Linked DNA regions of Homo sapiens: region 2 is linked to region 1. The links are chromatin contacts, found by Hi-C or POLR2A ChIA-PET in ENCODE. All regions are on one chromosome and are shown on one strand. The core of a region is the stretch at or near the end of the contact, and the rest is flanking DNA. Distances in the headings are between cores, read along the strand shown. Region 1 holds the start of PSTK (phosphoseryl-tRNA kinase). Region 2 holds the start of CUZD1 (CUB and zona pellucida like domains 1).

Region 1 (7,479 bases), core at 1,385-3,884:
TTTTAATTACATTTCCGAGCCAGCTGGTAGACTTCATATCTCATACTCTGATAATAAAAATTGTCATCCAAAACCAAAAACAAAGGTCTAGAAACAGCAGTTTTTGTTAAGAGGTAGCAAGACTGGGCCTCAAATGCTGCAGAAAATATCAGATCTTGATCCTTTAAGCAGGTTATAAAATCTTCCCACATGGCTTCAGTCCTGTTGGGTGGGACAGACATCTGACACCCATTAATGACAGCCATCAAGAAGTATTCCAGGTACTTCAACAGTTCCTGTCGAAGCAATTTCCATTGGGATGGCTACAAGAGACCAAAGAATTGCAATTCATATTAGGCCACTAGGGTGGTCAGTCATCTGGCCTCACTGCCACCCTGCCCCATATGAAAATTTCAGCTCACAATACGGAACCATCTGTAGTTCTCTAACACACCTGGTTTCACATGACTCCATATATACCATTCCTTCTGCCTGGAAAACTAATGTTACTAGTGCTGTGTAAAGCTTTCTCAGACTCAACCATGCAGAAGGCAGCTCAGCCTCTCCCTTGCCCATCATGAAACCCCATTCTATACATATATCTCCACTCTAGCAGTGCTTACACAGTTTAAGCATTTGTTTACACTTCTCTCTCTGCTAGATCACTGTCCATTGCATACTCAGCCTCCAGCAGAGGGTCGGTGCTCCAGAAATGTATATTAAATGGATGACTGACTGAATAAGTGAATAAATGAAAGAACTTATTTATCATCCAAGAGAAAGGTGGAGTCAAAATAGTCTGGCTAAGATATAATAATGCAGGTTTTCCCCTGAAATGGGAAAGGTAGTAGACAGCAAAAAGATCAGGTGAAAAGTCTCTGGGTCAAGAAGAAAAGACCTCAGGCTAACAAATGAGTTGATATGGGATGGGGAAAGATGGAGGAAACAAACTGAGGGGAATAAACAGCTTGAGAATACAAGTAATCTTGTGCTGGTCAAGGGCTGTGGAGAATCCTGACATAGTTAAGAAATCTAAGCTGGAGGGAAAACACGAGGACAGGGGAGTGAGAACTCTCACTTGCCTGCCCATGCCTTACCACCACTGAGATTACACTACATACAACAAACACATCAGCTAAACCCACTAAATTGGAAACACATATCACTTCCTAAGTGAGCAGATGAGTCCCACAGTCTTTGTCCATAGGAAAAGCGTGGAAAAAACAACATAATACAAGTGAAGGGAAAGCCAGCAAATACAACAATCCCTATCGACAACTTTCAGCTTTCTCCGAAGTGTTGAAAATACTATCATCCAGGTCAATCCTGCGCTATCCTGACACTGCACTTACTTCACAATTAACCAAGAATGAGAAAGTAGATACACCTTGCTGGAGAGCCCATGCACCAAATGTACTGTATTTTTGTATATATACTTAGAAAGTAGAGTCACATAACATTTGCATTTGATTTCTGTAAATTCATCTACATTAGGCATTAAACAACAAAAATAATAATGTTAACATTTCAGAATATTTCAAAGAGTATTTACTCAAGAGTGAGCATGAGAAACACGAATGTAATCTACTCTTCCCCCAGTGGTCTCAGTTTCCACATGCTTCTCCAAGAGGATGTATCTCACTGTGCTGAGTGTGAGATGAGGAGGGCTTAAAGAGATGTATTTGGAACATACAAGTTTTTCCGTAAATACAAACCCATTACTTCCTCTGGTGGTCAACTAAGAAACAGCCATCCTTCCCAAAGCTGGCAGAGGCAGATTTACTTTGAGATGAACAAAGATTAAGCTTCATAGGTCTGATAATGCATTTGTACAGCCTCTTTCTATCGTTCTGAGGGACCCCAGAAATTTTGTTACTTATAGTTTTTATTCCTTTTCTTAAAGAGGATTCCTCAAATTACAAAACCTGAATCCACCCGTAGCTAGACGTTCAAGTTTTAGAACTTCTTTCCCTCTCCTAAGGAGAAACTTCCTAAGGGATTTTCGACAGTGCATTTGACTATAGGGGCTTTCCACCTTGCACGCTGACTTGAGAACCTGACCCTGTCTGAAGACTCAACTGTATAGAATATACAACATATACATGCATCAAATATACAGATAAGCATCTAAAATGCATCGTTCTAACAGTTGGCTTTGTAACCACTTTCTACAGCCAACGCATTCACCCTCTGCAGTAACTATGTTAACCCAGCTCCACTTTTCTCGAACTTCACCTCCCACACCAAGCAATGGGCGCTCATGGCAAATCACCCAGGACCGCGTGGACGCGAGTGTCCCCGCCCCGCCCCGCCCCGCCCCGCCCCGCCCCGCGGCCCAGGCCCCGCCCCTCCGTGCTGACCGCCGGTCGCGCTCTTGCCCCGGCGAGAAACGCGTCGGGCATGACGTCATCATACGCGACAACACCGATGGCCCAACCCTGCTCCTGCTGCAGCCGGTGGGCGAGGGCGCGCGCGAAAGTCGATTTTCCTGCCGCGGGGAGGCCACAGAGGACGCAGAGGCCTCGTTTCCGCGGCCCGTCGCTGCCGGTTCCTCTGATGTTCTCGGCGGTCTTCATGCTGCCCGGGGAGACCGGAGGAGTCTGGGAGCGTCGTCTCCGCTCTACCGTCTGCCCTGCGCGCACGCGCAGCGTCTCCGCCGCCTACCGGCGCAGTGGAGGAACTGGCCTAGCTGGGTTTCCGTGCGGCCCCAGAGGCACCTGCTCCACCGGTGCCCTGCTTGCTCCCAGGGACCAGAGGCTGGAGAGACCGCGGCGCTGCGTTCCTAGCTCCTGGACATTCCCAAGGGGTCCCAGAGTTAGGATTGATCTTCAAATAGAATCACCCTCCCTGCCGAAAGTTGCCAGCCAGTAGGATTGGCGCCTCAGTTTTGTTAGGATGAGGTCTTTCTGCTTAGGAAAATCCCAAAAGAGACGTTGAGCCTTTCCCTCCAGCAATCTTTCGAAAATAAGTTACTGGAAATCAAAGAATAGAAGGCGAGGCTGACAGTCCGACCACCGCGCTCCTTTGCGGTTCCCAGATGTGAAGAGTGCAAGGGCAAAGTAAACATTCGTTATTGTGCCCTCACAGCACCAGTGGGCAGCAAGCGTGAAGAAATATTGTCAGGAAAGGCACATCCACAGACCTCAATTCCAGTGCATGCAGACAGAGAACAATAGGTGTTTGTGTTAAAAAGTAATACTAAGCTATGGAGAGGTACAAAACAAGTTTTTGTTTTTTGTTTGTTTTTAAGACGGAGTCTCGCTCTGTCGCCCAGGCTGGAGTGCAGTGGCGCAATCTCGGCTCACTGCAACCTCTGCAACCTCCGCCTCCTGGGTTCACGCCATTCTCCTGCCTCAGCCTCCGAGTAGCTGGGAATACAGGCGCTTGCCACCAGGCCCAGCTAACTTTTTGTATTTTTAGTGGAGACGGGGTTTCACCATGTTAGCCAGGATGGTCTCGATTTCCTGACCTTGTGATCCGCCCGCCTCGGCCTCCCAAAGATTACAGGCGCAAGCCACCGCGGCTGGCCAAGTTTTTTTTGTCTGGGGGTGTGTTGTAGAAAAATTGAATTCAGATTACAGTTTTTTGTTTTTTGAGACAGCGTCTCACTCTCTCGCCCGGACTGGAGTGCAGTGGTCCGATCTCGGCTCACCGCAACCTCCGCCTCTCAGGCTCGAGGGATTCTCCTGCCTCAGCCTCCCGAGTAGCTGGGATTACAGGCGAACACCACTACTGCCCAATTAATTTTTGTATTTTCAGTAAGAACGGGGTTTCCTCATGTTGGACAGGCTGGTCTTGAACTGACCGCAAATGATCCACCCGCCTCGGCTTCCCAAAGTGCTGGTATTACAGGCGTGAGCCACCGCGTCGGGCCTAGATTCCAGATTCTTTTATCCTTATATTTTAGGGGATAATTCCTTCTTACCTGTAAAGGGTATGTTCAAAATGTGAAGACGTAAGGACAAAATCAGTGTATACTGTGTCAAAATATGACGAGTAACCTGCTAAAGCTGATATAATTTGTATGAAGCACTTACAAATAATCTCATTTTCCTTTGGACTGAAAGTGAAGAGCAATGAGTTAAACTCTTTATTTCATGACATTTTATCATTATTGGTCCAGTATAAGGTCCCTCTCCTTAATTTGCCCCTCCCCCACTTTTTTAAGAGACAGGGTTTTGCTTTGTCACCCAAGCTGGAGTGGAACCATAGCTCATTGTAACCTCGAATTTCTAGGCTCAAGCAATCCTCCTATCTCAGCCTCCTGAGTAGCTGGGACTATAGGCATGTGCCATTGAGCCTGGCTCCACTGTCTTTTATCTCCCATCCTCCACATCCACACCCATTTAACCCCTGCAGGCAACCGGTTTTTTTTTTCTTTTTATCATAGTTATTTTTGTTTTGGTTATGTATTTTTTTTAAATAGGCTTTATTTTTTAAAGCAGTTTTAGGTTCACAGCTAAACTGAGCAGAAAGTAGAGTTCTCATATACTCCTTCCCCTCCTCATTCATAACCTCCCCCACTATCAACATCCTTCACCAGAGTGATACATTTGTTACAATCAATAATCAATGAACCTACATTGACACATCATTATCACCTAAAGGCCATAGTTTACTATTGGTGTAAAATAGTTTACTATTGGTATTGGGGTTTACTCTTGGTGTACATTCTGTAGGTTTTGGCTATGTATAATGACACATATCCATCAGTACAGAATAGTTTCACAGCCCAAACATCCTCAGAGCACAGAGCACAAACATCCTCTGTGCTCCATCTGTTTATCCTCCCTCTCCTCTAACCCCTGACACCATTGATTTTTGTGTGTGTGTCTCTGTAGTTTTGCCTTGTCCGGAATAACATACAATTATATAATTGTAATCACACAATTTTAATTTGCTTCTTTTACTTAGTAATATGCATTTAAGGCTCCTCTATGTCTTTTTATGGCTTGACAGTGCATTTCTTTTTAGCCATGAATAATATTCCAATGTCTAGAGGTACCACAGTTTAGTTTTCCACTCACCTACTGAAGGACATCTTGGTTGCTTCCAAGATTTGGCAATTATGAATAAAGCTGCTATAAACATCCATGTGCAGGTTTTTGTGTGGACGTAAATTTTCAACTCATTTGGGTAAATATCATACCAAGAAGCGTGACTGCTATATCATACAGTAAGAGTGTTTAGTTTTGTAAGAAACTGCCAAACTGTCTTCCAAAGTGGCTGTACCATTTTGCATTCCAGTCAGCAATGAATGAGACTTCTTACTGCTCCACATCCTCCCTCATATTTGGTGTTGTCAATGTTTTGGATTTTCGTCATTCTAGTAAGTGTGTAGTGGTATCTCACTGTTCTTTTAGTTTGCATTTCCTTACTGACATATGATGTTAAACATCTTTTTTCTTTTTTTTTTTTTTTTGTGAGACAGAATCTTGCTCTGTCACTCAGGCTGGAGGCAGATCATGGTTCACTACAGCCTCAACCTCCCAGGCTCAAAGCAATCCTGCTGCTTCAGCCTCGTGAGCAGCTGGGACTACAGGCATGCACCACCATGCCTGGCTAATTTTTATTTTTATTTTTGTAGAGATGAGGTCTCCCTATGTTGCCCAGGCTGGTCTCAAACTGCTGGGCTCAAACAAACCTCTGCACCACCATGCCTGGCTAATTTTCATTTTTGTAGAGATGAGGTCTCCCTATGTTGCCCAGGCTGGTCTCAAACTCCTGGGCTCAAACCTCATGCCTCAGCCTTCCAAAGTGCTAGGATTACAGGCGTGAGCCACTATGCACAGCCAAACATCTTTTCATATGCTTATTTGCCATCTGTACATCTTCTTTGGTGAGGTGCCTGTTCAGATCTTTTTGCCTATTTTATTTACCATTTTTGAGATGGGGTCTCACTACATTGCCCATGCTGGTCCCAAACTCCTGGGCTTGAGCAGTCCCCCACCTGAGTAGCTGGGGTTACAGGCATGCACCATTATGCCTAGCTTCTTTTTGCCCATATTTAAATTGGGTTGTTTTCTTGTTGTTCAGTTTTAAGCGTTGTTTGTATATATTGGACAACAGTCCTTTTTACAAGATCCCTTTGGCAAACATTTTCTCCCAGTCTGTGGTTTATCTTTTCATTCTTGTCACAGTGTCTTTTGGAGAGAAGTTTTTAATTTTAATGAAGCCCAGTTTACCAATGACTTCTTTCATGCATCATACCTTTGGTGTTTTATCAAAAATATCGTCACCAAGCCCAGTCTTCTAGATTCTCTGTTATCCTTTAGTCTTATAGTTTTGGGATTTACATTTTGTTCTATGATCCATTTTGAGTTAATTCTTGTGAAGGAGGTAAAGTCTGTGTGTAGATATCTAGTTTCAGCACCAGTTGTTGAAAAGACTATTTTTTTGTCCATAGCATTGCCTTTGCTCCTTTGTCAAAGATCAGTTGACTGTATTTATGTGGGCTCTCTATTCTGTTCATTGATCTATTTGTCTATTCTTTTGCCAATATGACACTATCTTTATTATTATAGCTTTATAGTAAGTCTTGCAGTTGGCTACTGTCAGTCTTCTAGTTTTGCTCCTTCTTTAATATTGTGCTGGCTAGCCTAGATCCTTTGCCTTGCCACATAAACTTTAGAATCACTTTGTTGATATCCACAAAACAGCTTGCTGGGGTTGAGACTGTGTTGAATCTATAGATCAAGTTGGGAAGAAATGACATCTTGACAATATTATTTCTATTCATGAACACGAAATATTTTAGTTTATTTCTTTCAACAGAGTTTTGTAGTTATCATCATGTAGATTTCATGCATATTTTAAAAATTTTATACCCAATAAAAAGAAGCTTTAAATTTAAGTATTTCATTTTGGGGGGTGTTCATGTAATGGTATTGTGTTTCTAATTTGAAATTTCACTTGTTCATTGCTGGAATTAAGAAAGTGGTTGATTTTTATGTCTTGACCTTGTATCCTAAAACTTTGCAATAATCATGTATTAGTTCCAGATTTTTTGTTATGGATTCTTTTGGATTTCTACATAGACAATCATGTCATCTGCAGACAGTCTTATTTCTTCCTTCCCAACATGTATACCTTTTATTTTCTGTGTCTTATTATATTAGCTAGGACTTCCAGTATAATGTGGAAAAAGTGGTGAGAGAGGACATTCTTGCCTTGTTACTGATCTTAATGGAAAAGTCTCTAGTTGGTCACCATTAAGTATAATGTAAGCTATAGGTGTTTTGTAGATAGTTATCAGGTTGAGGAAGCACTCCTCTATTCCTACTTTGCTGAGGGTTTGTATCATGAATGTCTGTGGAATTTTGTCAAATGCTTTTTTTGCATCGATTGATATGATTATGTGATTTAATTAATGTCTTGATATGATGGATTACATTAACTGGTTTTCAAACATTGAACCAGCTTTGCATGCTTGGAATAAAACCCACTTGGTTGTTGTGTATAATTTTTATACATTTTAAAATTCAATTTGCTAATATTTTG
Region 2 (7,479 bases), core at 1,866-4,365, 130 kb after region 1:
ATTGGAATAAAAGTGTCCAGCACATCTCCCACCCGAGAAGGAAAATGCACACTGTTCTTAGGACACTTCCAATTTCAGCCCAGCTGATCTTGTCCAGCTGGAGTCGCTCGTTTAGCTCTCGTGAGGGCTTGGATGGTTGACATCCACCGCAGAAAATGGTGTCATGTCCTGATACCTGTCCTGTTGTCCTGTCCATTTATCCAAGACAGTGAGAGGAGCCAGGCAGGACCTCCCTGTGTTAAAGTTGTCTGACCTGTGTAAGATAGGCCTGAGCTCAGTGACCTCAAAAGGACCTTTTGAAAACCAGTTTCTTCCTACTGCAATCCCCAAATCTCCAGAGCATGTGGCTCCTGCGTGGATTACGGTAACAGTGATGTGTGTTGATCCAGCCATCAACATCTTCAACTGTAACACGAACCACCAGCCAAAGGCCAAAGCCCAGACTCCCTGACCACAACAGCAGGTGGCAGGAAGCACTCCTCCCCACTTTACTCCCAGCTGCCTTCTGTTCCAGCTCCTGCCCCTGAGCCTCCTGGAACCCCTTTCTAAGCATGATTCCCTATCTGTAACCGCCATGTCCACTCCTCTCATGAACTAAACCCTTGCTTGTGACCATCACATGTATACTGAATGTAAAGAATTATTAGCTAGTAACAGGTGGTAATCTACTAAAAGGGGGTAAAAAGGAAAACAGAAGTCGCAAATGAAGGAAACAGCTGTGACAGCTAGGCACAGAAACAGGCCAGATGTGGGTGGAGGAGCTGCCTGTAGACGCCGAGCACCTCCTGGAGGCTGAGCCTCCAGCCCCAGCATGCTTGGGAAGAGGCCAAGTCAGGGCAGCCTCCAGCTGGAGGTCACCTGTCCCCCTTAAGTTTCCGGGCACTGTCTCTGTCCCCTGCCTTTGATTTTCTCTTGTCACCAGCCAGCTCTGACAGATGGAGCACATACAAATCCCCTCTTACCCCACCCAGTGGGTGGCCCAGTGCCTGGATCCAGGACGCCTGTGCCAGGGCCTCCCCATGTGGGTGACTATACCTGGTGCAGGTATTGCGGGGGCCGTGAGGGAGGTGGGACAAAGGTCTTCAGGACACCCCCATTAGCAGGAGGACAGAGCACCGCACATGGGCTTTAGAGCCCTATGGAGCCGGTTCCCATCCCAATTCGGCCTTCACCAGGGGAAGTCCCTTGACTCATCTGAGCCTCTGTGTCCTTGATGTGAAGTGCGGACTTGCACAGGTGACAGAGAAGAAGCAATGAGATGATGCAGGGTGACCCCACAGCACCCCGTGGTCCCCAGGAAGTTGCCAGAGGCCTGAAGGGGGCTTCTCTCCTGACTGGATCTGGAAGCCTGGGTCCTTTGCCAGGGCCACCTAACAGAGTGTGGCCATGAAACTCTCGCACTCAGTGGAGATGGATTAGGGATGTTGGAGATCCCAGCCATGGGTGACAAAGAGGGGTTCAGAGGGAAAGCCCAGGGTGGGAGTGGGTATCCATGGACACAGCTGCAAGCGCTTAGTAACCAGAAGGGTCCCCCATCTCAAACACCTGTGGCCTGCTAACTCACCCCAGGACACCCAGTCCTGCCTCATCCACAGCCAGCCCGGGCAGATAGGAATGGAGCAGAGCAAGGCAGGGGCCTTGGGGTATGTCCAAGCTCCTCCTGAGCATCCCAGGTGCTGCCTTTCCCCTGCAAGGGTCCAACGAGGAATGGATCCCCTGGGTCACAACGTAGGACTGTGCTCTCCCTAGGGAGGCCTCCTGGGCTGCAGCACAGTCAGAACAACACAGAGGGGCTGACGGTAGCCAGAGGGTTTCACCCTAGGAGACTTAGCCTACACGAGCGTCAGACCTCCCCAGAGCTGCACAAAGGTTCTTCAGAAAGTAGCCAGTCCTGGCATTGTCCACTCAATATGTTCCACCTGAACTTAGAGTGAAAACCAGACTCATTTGCCCTATGGGTCCTTCCCCATCTGACCTTCACCTGCTCCTCTCCATCCTCCCCTCCCAGCTCACTCCTCCCACTCATGACCAGCCAGGCTGTTCTTTATTCCCTACTATTGTAGGTGTGCCCACCTGGTCTCTGCCTCGGGGCCTGTGCACTTGCCCTCTCTTTTGCCTAAGATGCAGCCCCCAAGCTCAGATCACCCATGAATGCCTCCCTCTTGTCTTTCTGCCTTTGTTCAGATTTCATCTCTCAAGATGCCCTCCTTCTCACTGTCATATTTCCTCCCCACCCCAAGGCAACCACCATCTATGCAGTCATCCTGTTTATTGTATCCTTAGCTCCTCTCACCAGTTGAATTCTTCATTTATTTTTGTTGTTTAACTCTCCACTTAGAATACAAGTTTCATGAGGGCAGGACTGTGTCTCTCACATTCAATTCTATATTGCTTAGGCCCTAGATCAATAAGTAATGTTTACTGACTGAATGAATGAAAAGAGGGCAGCCCCCACCCACCACCACTTGCTCCTCCCAATCTCAATGTGGACACTAGGATTTCTTTCTCTCAACTGCAAAACACCGTGCCCGAGAGACTAATTCACCTGCTTCAGTCTCTCCAGACATAACTGGTTAGAAATCGCTGTGGGGGAATCTGGATCTGCACTCTTTTTCTCTTCATCCTCTACCCTCTTCCCCTCCCCCACAGGGTCAGCCACCTGGCAGGGCATCTGAATGTCCCAGCTGGACCCAGATTTTGCCCAGGTGCTGCACCCCCTGCCTTGCCCCACAGGCCTTTGTTCTCCCACAGGCTCCCTTCTCAAAGCAGAGCCCTGAAGACTTCAATGATGTCAATGAGGCCACCTGTTTGTGATGTGCAGGCACAGAAGAAAGGCACAGCTCCCCATCAGTTTCATGGAAAATAACTCAGTGCCTGCTGGGAACCAGCTGCTGGAGATCCCTACAGAGAGCTTCCACTGGGGGCAACCCTTCCAGGAAGGAGTTGGGGAGAGAGAACCCTCACTGTGGGGAATGCTGATAAACCAGTCACACAGCTGCTCTATTCTCACACAAATCTACCCCTTGCGTGGCTGGAACTGACGTTTCCCTGGAGGTGTCCAGAAAGCTGATGTAACACAGAGCCTATAAAAGCTGTCGGTCCTTAAGGCTGCCCAGCGCCTTGCCAAAATGGAGCTTGTAAGAAGGCTCATGCCATTGACCCTCTTAATTCTCTCCTGTTTGGCGGAGCTGACAATGGCGGAGGCTGAAGGTAAGAAAATTGAACCAGATTTATTCACCAAAACAGAGAAGTTCTTCTCTTAAGAGGCCTCTTTCAAAATTTTTCAAAGTGTTTATATCTGTTGGCCCCAGTTCAGAGAAAAATGTACTCTAATGCTCTTGGAGGGGATTTTAAATTAGTTCTAATTTTATTTGGCTCATCTGACAATGTCCATAAAAATATCAAAAGTGTATAGAATTTTACTGAGTAATTTACTGCTAAGAGTTTATGTTTTGGAAATAAGCATAAAAGTGTCCAAAGATATATGTATAAATATGTGCACTTACATAATTGTAAACTACAACATGAATTTTCATTATTTCTTACGGTAAATCCATAAAATGGAACACTCTTTTTTGCAACTTAAAAAAAAATGATGGCTGGGGGCGGTGGCTCACGCCTGTAATCCCAGCACTTTGGGAGGCCAAGGTGGGTGGATCACGAGGTCAGGAGTTCGAGACCAGCCTGGCCAACATGGTGAAACCCCATCTCTACTAAAAATACAAAAATTAGCCAGGTGTGGTGATGCGTGCCTGTAGTCCCAGCTACTCGGGAGGCTGAGGCAGGAGAATCGCTTGAACCCGAGAGGTGGAGGTTGCAGTTAGCTGCGATCATGCCACTGCACTCCAGCCTGGGTGACAGAGCAAGACTCCGTCTCATAAAAAAAAAAAAAAAAGACTCTGATCTATAATGTGTCCATAGACCACATTAAGAGAAAAAAGAGATCTGAAGTTTGTGTACAATATGATGGTTCTTATGTTTGAAATATATACATTCAAGCATTTTAAATGTCTAGAAATAGAAGAGGAAAGGAAAAGGAGTGGAAGAATTTACACCAAGGTTTTAGTGATGATTGTTTCTGGATGGATGGGGTTATGGGAGTATATGGGAGAATAAATAAAAATAAAGCTTTGTTCCTATGTAGGTGGGGTTTTTGACCATTAGTCAAAATCTTGGTGGGATTTTGAATTAGTACTAATTTTATTTGGGCCCATCTGACAACATACATAAAAATATAAGAATTTACCAAATAATTTTTAAAAATTTTATAGAAAAAAATTTTCACTATGTTGCCCAGGCTGGTCTCGAACTCCTGAGCTCAAGTGATCCACCCGCTTTGGCCTCCCAAAGTGCTGGGATTACAGGTGTGAGTCACCACGCCCAGCCCCTTACCGGGTAATTTCACTGCTAACAGCTTATCTTTAGGATCCAGTTATTTTTCCTCTTCCCCTTTTCTCTTTCTTCTCTTCTTTCTCCTTTTTAATAACAGCTTTATTAAGATATGATTAACATACCATAAAATCCACCATTTTAAAGTATACAATTTAGTGTTTTTTAGTATATACACAGAATTGTGCAACAATCACCACTATCTAATTCCAGAACATATTCTTCACCCCCAAAAGAAACTGTCTCAGGCTCAGCATGATGGCTCAAGCCTACAATCCCAGCACTTTGGGGGGCTGACATGGGAGCATTGCTTGAGGCTGAGAGTTTGAGACCACCCTGAACGACGTAGTGAGACCTCGACTCTACAAAATTAAAAAAAAAATTTTTTTAGCCAGGCATGGTGGTACATGACTGTAGTCCCAGCTACTCTGGCGGCTGAGGTGGGAGGATCACTTGAGCCCAGTAGTTTGAGGCTGCAGTAAGCTATGATTGTGCCATCTCAATCCAGTATAGGTAACAGAGTGAGACTCTGTCTGTCCCTCTCTCTATATATATATATATTTATATATAGTCTCTCTATATATATAGTCTCTCTATAGTCTATATATAGTCTTTATATAGTCTATATATATAGTCTCTATATATAGACCAATGTTTTATATATATATAAATATATCTAACAATATATATAACTGTATATTATATATAGACTAATGTGATGAATATTAGTGTACAAGTTTCTGTGTGGACATATATATATATATATATATATGTATGTATATATATGTATGAAGAAAGTCTGTATTCACTACCATTCACTCTCCATTTCTCCTGATGTCTCCAGCACAAGGAAACCACTACTCTACTTTCTGTCTCTATAAATTTACTTATTCTGGATATTTCACATAAATGAAATCATGTAATATGTGGTATTTCACTTAGCATAATATTTTCAAGGTTCGTATGTATTGTAGCATGTATCAGTACAATCAGCCCTCAGTACCTGTGGGTTCAGCATTCATGGATTCAACCAACCATGAATTGAAAACATTTGAAAAAATAAGGGTTGGTTACAGAACATGTACAAACTTTTTTCCTTGCTGTTATTTCCTAAATAATATAGTAAACAACTATTTACACATCATTTACACTGTATTATAAATAATCTAGAGATGTTTTGAAGTGTACAGGATGTGTGTAGGTCACATGCAAACACTGTCATTTTACATAAGGGACTCCAACATCCATGGATTTTGGTATCCACAGGGGGTCCTGGAACCAATCATTCGTGGACACCAAGGGATGACTGTACCTCATTTCTTTTTATTGCTGAATAATATTCCAATGTATGGATAGACCATGTTTTATTTATTCATCAATTGATGAACATTTGGCTTATTATGACTAATGTTGCGATGAATATAGTATACAAGTTTTTATGTGGACATTTGTTTTTATTTCTTTTGGGGATATGCCTAGCAATAGAATTGCTGGGTTATGATAACTGTATGTTTACTCTTTTGAGGAACTGCCAGACTGTTTTCCATGGCAGCTGTACCACTTTACAATCCCATAAGCAGTGTATAAGCATTCCAGTTTCTCCATGTCCTTGTCAACACTTGCTGTTTTCTGTGTTTGACTCTAGCCATCCTAATGCATGTGAAGTGATATCTCGTTGTGGTTTTCATTTGTATTTCCCTGATGACTAATGATGCTGAATATATCTTTACATGCATATTGGCCATTTATAGATCTTCTTTGGAAAAATGTCTATTCTGGTTCTTTGTCCATTTTAAATTGGATTATTTGCCTTTTAGTTATTGAATTGTAAGAATTCTTTATACATTCTAGAAATCAAGTGTCTTTTAAAAACCATCCTTTTTTTCCCAGGTTGATCTATAAATTCAGTGCAATTCCAATACAAATCCCAGTAAGAATGTTAAATAGATACAGACATGCTGACTCTAAAATTTATTGAAAAAGCAAAGGAACTGGAATAGCCAAAAAAATTTTGCAAAAGAACAGTAAAGTTGGAACAGTCATGTTACCTACAGTAATAACATAAACTACAGTAATCAAGCAGGTGTGGTTTGCCAAAAGGATAGACAGAGAAAATTGAAATAGAATAGAGTTCAGAAATAGATCCACACAAATATGGTCCTTTGATTTTTGACAAAGGTGCAAAGGCAATTTAATGGAGAAAGGACAGCCTTTTCATCAAATGGTCTTGGAACAATTGGACACCCATATGCAAAAAATGAACTCAACCTAAGCCTCATTTCTTACACATAAATTAGTTCAAAATGGATCATAGATCTAAATGTAAAATGTAAAACTATAGTATTTTTAAAAAGAAAACATGGGAGAAATCTTTGTAACCTGGGGTTGAGCAAAGAGTTCTTAGACAAGACACCAAAAGCACAACCCATAAAAGAAACTATTACTAAATTGGACTTTATAAAAGATTTAAAACTTTTGTTTTGGGAAAGACACTGTTAAGAGGATGAAAAGACAAGATACAGATTGGGAGAAAATATTTTCAAATTGCAGATGCAACAAAGGACTTGTATTCAGCATATATAAAAAACTCTCAAAACCCAATCATGAAAACAAAAAGCCAAGTTAAAAAAAAAAGGGCAAAAGACTGAGAGATACTTACCAAAAAGGATATATAGAAGGCAAATAAGAACATGAAATGATGTTCAATGTCATTAGCCATTAGGGAAATGTAAGTTAAAACCATGATGGGATGCTGCTACACATCTGTTAGAATGGCTATACAAAGCAATACAAAAACCTGACAATAGTGTGTGTTGACAAGAATGTGGTGCAACTGGAACTCTCATACATCATTGGTTGGATTGTGAAATAGAACAGCTACTCTGGCAAATGGTTTGGCAGTTTCTTATGCAGTTAAATATACACTTAACATATGACCTGGTGATATCACTCCTAGGTATTTATGCTAGAGAAATAAAGACACATGTTCATATGGAAACCTATTAAAAATACAAACCATCCTTCTTCGGGTCCTAATATAGTCTCTATATGTAGAGAAGTTAAAAATACTTCTCCTCAAAGGGTTCAAGA

Evidence for each region. Hi-C counts contacts between places; a loop is a spot of excess contacts on that map. ChIA-PET counts read pairs that join two places held with the same protein, here RNA polymerase II (POLR2A). Pooled maps may share reads with other maps.
Region 2: a loop to region 1 is called in a pooled map, with 2.2 times the contacts of the local background. The contact joins the promoter of CUZD1 here to the promoter of PSTK in region 1. A Hi-C loop is called at or near these places in 1 of 168 maps with a recorded cell type or tissue (PC-3) and 1 of 50 pooled maps. POLR2A ChIA-PET finds 5 or more read pairs at or near these places in 2 of 52 experiments (SK-N-SH and WTC11).

Annotation. Positions count from the first base shown.
Region 1 is chr10:122,975,556-122,983,034 of GRCh38, reverse strand. It overlaps PSTK (phosphoseryl-tRNA kinase), which reads right to left and starts at 2,634. Exons shown (of 6, transcript NM_001363531.2): 1 at 2,340-2,634; 2 at 11-302. The coding sequence starts at 2,555. RefSeq lists an enhancer at 2,303-2,622.
Region 2 is chr10:122,841,493-122,848,971 of GRCh38, reverse strand. It overlaps CUZD1 (CUB and zona pellucida like domains 1), which reads left to right and starts at 3,115. Exons shown (of 9, transcript NM_022034.6): 1 at 3,115-3,210. The coding sequence starts at 3,129. FAM24B-CUZD1 (FAM24B-CUZD1 readthrough) reads left to right here. Exons shown (of 11, transcript NR_037915.1): 3 at 2,752-3,210. RefSeq lists enhancers at 1,378-2,259, 2,326-2,825, 2,826-3,327.